Regions from separate parts of the Homo sapiens genome. Here region 1 is linked to region 2. Evidence: read pairs that join two places in POLR2A ChIA-PET (ENCODE). Cell type or tissue: MCF 10A. All regions are shown on one strand. Each heading gives the region's core, and the rest is flanking DNA. Links, peaks and the distances in the headings are about the cores only. Region 1 overlaps LINC00886 (long intergenic non-protein coding RNA 886). Region 2 overlaps TIPARP (TCDD inducible poly(ADP-ribose) polymerase).

The links. Peaks named below come from ENCODE experiments on the same cell type or tissue, not always from the same donor. Only the 100,000 strongest peaks of a DNase experiment are listed, where the experiment ranks them.
Region 1: POLR2A ChIA-PET joins it to region 2 with 5 read pairs; 3 of 35 experiments call an interaction of 5 or more read pairs at or near these places.

What each region holds. Positions count from the first base shown.
Region 1 is chr3:156,782,784-156,785,707 of GRCh38, reverse strand. All of the region lies in intron 1 of LINC00886 (long intergenic non-protein coding RNA 886), which reads left to right. Among named protein-coding and RNA genes, the nearest start is that of LINC00886, 33 kb to the left of the region's middle. In MCF 10A, for the core only: no CTCF peak of the experiment used is centred there; a DNase peak (open chromatin) is centred at 1,397.
Region 2 is chr3:156,677,246-156,680,169 of GRCh38, reverse strand. TIPARP (TCDD inducible poly(ADP-ribose) polymerase) reads right to left here. Exons shown (of 6, transcript NM_015508.5): 2 at 1,556-2,513. The coding sequence starts at 2,472. Among named protein-coding and RNA genes, the nearest start is that of TIPARP-AS1, 3.0 kb to the right of the region's middle. In MCF 10A, for the core only: no CTCF peak of the experiment used is centred there; no DNase peak of the experiment used is centred there.

The DNA of each region.
Region 1 (2,924 bases), core at 144-2,643, 110 kb before region 2:
CATATTATTTATTGAACAAATATTTATCATGTGCCTACTGTCTTCAAGACTGTGATAGGCTCTGTAAATATAGCTGATAAACCTGATACAAGTTTTAGATCCTCTCCCCAGAAAAATGCATATACACATATACTTACAGATTTGCACCGAATTTTAGGCTCTTGAGAATATTCTGAGGCCCATTTAGGAATTCTAGATTGACAATTTCTAAATTTGAGAAAAGAGCTTGGGCTTTATGGCCAGACAGATCTAGACTTGAATGCAGCTCCACTAGCTACCAGAGTGACCTTAGACTGTTACTTATGTTCTTTAAGTCCCAATTTCCTCATCTATAAGATGAGGGGATATGGAACAAATTGTGAGGTATTTTAAGGATTAGCATTAACATATAGAAAGATATTTCTTGTTCAGACTAGGTGCTTAATAGATCATAACTATTCTCATCTTTATGTCAGGAGGTAGCTCAAAAGGGAAGTTAGAGGACAGATTCTTTATATCTGAATTTTCGGAGTCAAGGTTTTAAATTCTATAGTAACCCTAGAGATTAGTTGTTGAACAAAAATAGGTTTTGATTCTTCAACCACATCATGACCTTTTAAATAAGATGTCCAAAACTGGTATGTGAGTGGTCTGGGGTAAGAGCACATCTGCCCATGCCTTAAGAGATATTATGTGGCATGTACATATGTTTTTCTGTGGTTTGAAAACAAATTTGTGTCTGCAAATCTTAAAGATAGGTTCTGTTTTGGAAGGGATTTTGTTTCTTTGCTTGCTTTATAAAGGCTGTCCTGGTACGTATACATTTCTTTTCTGTTTTTGTTTTTTTGAGACGGAGTCTCGCTCTGTCGCCCAGGCTGGAGTAGAGTGGCGCGATCTCGGCTCACTGCAAGCTCCGCCTCTCGGGTTCACGCCATTTTCCTGCCTCAGCCTCCGAAGTAGCTGAGATTACAGGTTCCCGCCACCACGCCCGGCTAATTTTTTGTATTTTTAGTAGAGGTGGGGTTTCACCGAGTTAGCTAGGATGGTCTCAATCTCCCGACCGGGTGATCCGCCCGCCTCGGCCTCCTGAAGTGCTGGGATTACAGGCGTGAGCCACCGCGCCCGGCCACGTATACATTTCTTATTGGCAATTTCCAGCAGGAATATGGCAAACTTTAGGATAAAAGTAGCCTTAAATGAATAAGAACTTGGGCTAAGAAGCCAAAAGCCATGCTATTCCTATACTGCTTGTTCTTCCAGTGCCAAACTCTGGAATAATCCATCCTCCAAATCATTAAGTTAAAGGTAGAGTGACTCACCAACTCTCAGGAGGTGAGGGTAAACCAGACTTGTCATAATTTTATAGGCTCCTCTTTCCACTCACGAAAACAAGTTATGTGTGGCATTTACGTACATCCGTGTTGCTGGGCATTTTCCAAATGCCTCTTGGAGAACATTAAACAGGAAATTGATGCCACAGGGCAAATATTCATTCTTCCCATCCTCTCACAAAAACAAGTACAGATTTGCTGTGGCTAGACTGACTTCCTGCATTGTGCTGTTACTTATTCAATGTTACACTAGAAGAAAAAAAAAAGTACATTCTCCATTTCAATTTAGAGCATGTTGAAAATGGCCAAAATGTATAAACAAAAAAGCTTCCCTCCTGAGAGCACAGAAGTATAGATTTCTATGCTTTATAAAATCACAAAATCCAAAGGTTAATGATTGCTTTTCATGCGTATTGATGAAAGTCAATTTCTGTTACAGTAGACACACCAAATTTGGTTTAAACAATATGTGCTCTAGTTTTCAAATGACAAAGTCTGTAAGCATTTGGACACTGCAGCTTTACATATAAGGATGGCATCTTCTTCTAACCTGTAATAGTGGTCTTTGTTAGTGGCACCTCCTCAGTATCCATTTCTCCCCATTCACTTTATCAGCCCATAAACTGTTTTGCGATCCATGGGGTTTTAGGACAACTGAATCCACCTTCAGCCCCAGAATGGCTAATGTGCCTTAGGTTAAACTCTCCAATATATTATCTCCTCTAGCTAGAGATTTGTTCCAAGGGAATGTGTAACCTAAGTTCATCCAATCAAAGTAAATCTAGAGGTTTTTGCTGGGAAGAAGTTATGCTTTCTTTCCTGATAGACAAGAGCACTGAATCAATTGGCAGTTATCTTAGGATCATGATGAGTAGCAGCATTAAAATAAAGTAATTACTATGAAGAACAGAACAGAGAAACAATTGGAAGAAACCAGGCCCTAGATGCCATCATTTTGCTGCTGGATCAAGCTTTACCTGAAAATGTATCACTGGACCATTTAGTAATATAAACCATTAACTTTCCAATATTACTTAAAACCAGCTTGATTCAGGTTTTCTGTAATTTGCAACTAAAGCTTTGTAACTACTATACCTATCTGTTGGAAGAGATTTAGAAAAGAAAGGATGAGAAAAGGATGAGGGGAAAAAAATGTCTCAAGTGCCTTTAATGCCAGTGCTCTTTTCTATCAGGAAAGAAAGCATAACTTTTCCTCAGCAAAAACCTCTAGATTTACTTTGATTTGATGAGTAACCACCATAGTCATGTGAGGTGGGAGAAAAGTGAATCCATGTACTTCTTCCTGGGTCTAGGAGAGGTAGGAAGCCTTAGCAGCAGGGAGGGCCTACTCTCAACTAAGGTCACTCTTATATCCCTGCTCCTTCCAGGCTGAACTGCAACACATGCAGTTTGCAATTACTGAAATCATTTGACCACCATTTCTCTCAGATGGTTTCTACCACCTCCCTCTGAAGAATGATATATTGTTATCTCCCATTTTATAAATGAAGAAACTGAAGCCCAGAAATCCTAAGTTTCATATATATTAAACAGCAGTAGAGGATAAAGCTCAGATCTTCTTATTTCAAAACCTAGAATCTTTGTCATATAACA
Region 2 (2,924 bases), core at 165-2,664:
TATCTCATAGGGTCTTCTATGTAATACTTTTGAATTTGGGCTTTATACTGTTTCTCTTCTTGTTCAGCACTTCCCTTTTGAAACACAAGATGCAAAGTTCTAGTCTCATGATAATTAAGTTGCTAAAAAGACACATGGATTTATGTACTATATAACTGAAATATTAAAATTATTAAAAGACAACCATTTACCCATTACTGAATGGGAACGAGATAAATGAAAAAACAAAAAACAAACAAACAAAAAAAACCATGTTTCTGTAATGCGAACAAGCTCTGTGGGCACCAGTCAGAATTCAGAAGGTTGACATGAAGACTACCAGAATCAGACAACTTGGAAATGGTTTACTGCAACCATTTGCTGACTCTCTAGACACATAGGTAGTGTAAATCAACATATCTGTGAACAAAGATGACTCAAGGAATTGTTTTCTCTTGGACTTCTGGGATGGTATATTCAGTGTATTTTCCCCTCCAATATGGGTCATCTCAGTACTATACCAGGCCATTCATTAGTATGAAGCTGTTAGGTTGCCTTCATGGCCTCCCCAATCAGGGAGCATGGACAGAAGTGTTCTTCTCTCCCTTTTAATTTTAATCCTTACTCTTGGTCATACACAAATAGCTATTAACACCACACACTTTAGCTCCTTCTATGCTACAGGAGAAATAACTTACAGATGTAAACATTAATGCTTATTATATAGCCATTTTTGCACTAGCAACTTTACATGAGGCAACTATCATTTTCTTCATTTTAAAGTTTAAAGAAGAATTCAGATGTGGAAATACCAGTTGCCTGCCAGTGAATGCTGCTTAGACATCCATACTAAAAGAACTGAGTTATGTGTATACACACATCTTGTGTACCAAAACTCAAGGATAATTGTTTGAGTATTAAACATACCTTACCATAAATTCATCCCTTCACTGATTGTTAAAGGACTCTTCCAGGTTAAAAAAAAAATACCCTAAATTCTGGAAAAATTTATTTTATCTATAATATAAACTTAATGGTGAAAAGTTCCAAGGAAACTAATAAAAGATCCAGAAGTATGGGAGGAACTTCTGAATCATTCACAGAAAAGATGTTTATACCATTCAAAATGAAGAGGGTCACAAACATCTCTCGACAATACTATTTTTCTTTAAAAAATAACAGCTGCTCAATGTGCAGAGCTTTAAAATTAGATAAATTAGGAGATTCATTATTTATGTTATAGTAAGATTCGCCAGACTTTCTTTCAAAAGCCAGCTTTCCTTGGGTGATTAAAACAGTATTTGATTCACAATATTTAATGTATGTGCAACTTCTCAGTCACACGCACGTTGAACTGACATATGAATTGTTCAAATCGTAAAACTTTCATTGTCCGGTTGAGTTAATAGCCTGCATTCACCCACCATGAAAAATCAGGACAGCACAGTCAAAAGAATAATAGTGGAAAAAAAGAAAACCTGTTACTACTGAAAGAAACCACCCTACTAAGCTTTTAGCTTCTTTACCTTCTCTATAGCATTTAACAACAGTTCTACAAGTTGTTATAAATACATACCCATACTTCATTCTCATTCTATCATTTTCTGGGTTACAGTAAAATCTTTCCAAGTGCTCCTGAGAATCATTGAATACACTCTGCCACTTTTGAGTAGTTGTCCTTTTGATCTGCCAATGATATGGCAAGACAGTGTGGTGCTTCAAACAATCCCTGCCATAAATACAAGTGCCTTGCAGAAAGTCCATGCAAATTTCAATTCCGTTCTCTTGGTGAGTGTGGTACTGCAACTGGTTCACCAGCTCAAACACGAGGTCAAGGGAAGCCTCTTCACTTTTGTCCTGAAAGAGCTCAGTACTCAGCTTATCACTGGTGTCCAGAATGTATTGGATTGTAAAACTGTTTTCTTGGAAAATGCCTGGAACATAATCTATGACTTTGTCTAAGCAGTCAGGACTAGTAGGAACATCACTTGAAACTGGGTGCAAAAGATCAGTCTGGAAGTGAGCTGGTGTGGAATCTGCCACCGTCCCACTGAGGGTTTCTGATGGAAAGCTGTGATCTTGGATTGGAACCACTCGTTCTGGAGCTTCAGTGGAAGGATGGGCTTCCGGTATCTGGTCCCCAACATTTGTCCTATCAGGAATCAGAACAGACATATTATTTTCTGCTGGTGGGCATGATGAATTGATTTCCATGGCTTTCTTCATCATAGGTTCATGTAAGCTGTTCTCATCTGTACTCTGGTTCCTAGATCTAAAAACCCCATCAAGTGAGCCAGATTCTAGAAGAGTGTTTAATATTGGCCTCAAAGACCTCAGGGTTCCAGTTCCCAATCTTTTCTGATCCTTTTTCTTAAAACAAGTCTTCAATGGAGTGATCTTCTCAGAGAGTCTCATTTGGCATGAAAAGTCATCAGGAGGAGAGGGAGGCTGCACTACACAGTCTGGCTCAGGTTCGGTGGTTTCCATTTCCATAATGTGGATTAGCTCCAACTGCTCCTCAGAGTCTAAAAATCCTACGAGGAAAGGAAGGAAGATGATCATTTACAAACTGACAGCAACTGGATTTCATTCATTCATTAAAATGTTTTGTTTTTGTCCTGACTGATTCCCTGAAACCATTCCTCTTATACTATATTTAGTTTTTACAAGTCAATTTTAAATTTTATCGAGAAATTAAGGCTCCAAAGCACCCAAGGCTATTCAAAAGCACACAGCAGGTAAAAGTAGAAGAGTCTTTCAACAGGCCATTGGCATGCATTTGTGGACTGAATACATAAGAGTTTGCAATTCTGCTAGGTTAAGAATTTCTACTATAAGGTTAGAGTGGGGTGGGAAATGGGAGGTAGAAATAACTGTATCTAGATGATGACAGCAGGGAAACCACATTTCCACTCAGCTTTGCGGTTCTCTTTATAGTTGTTTAT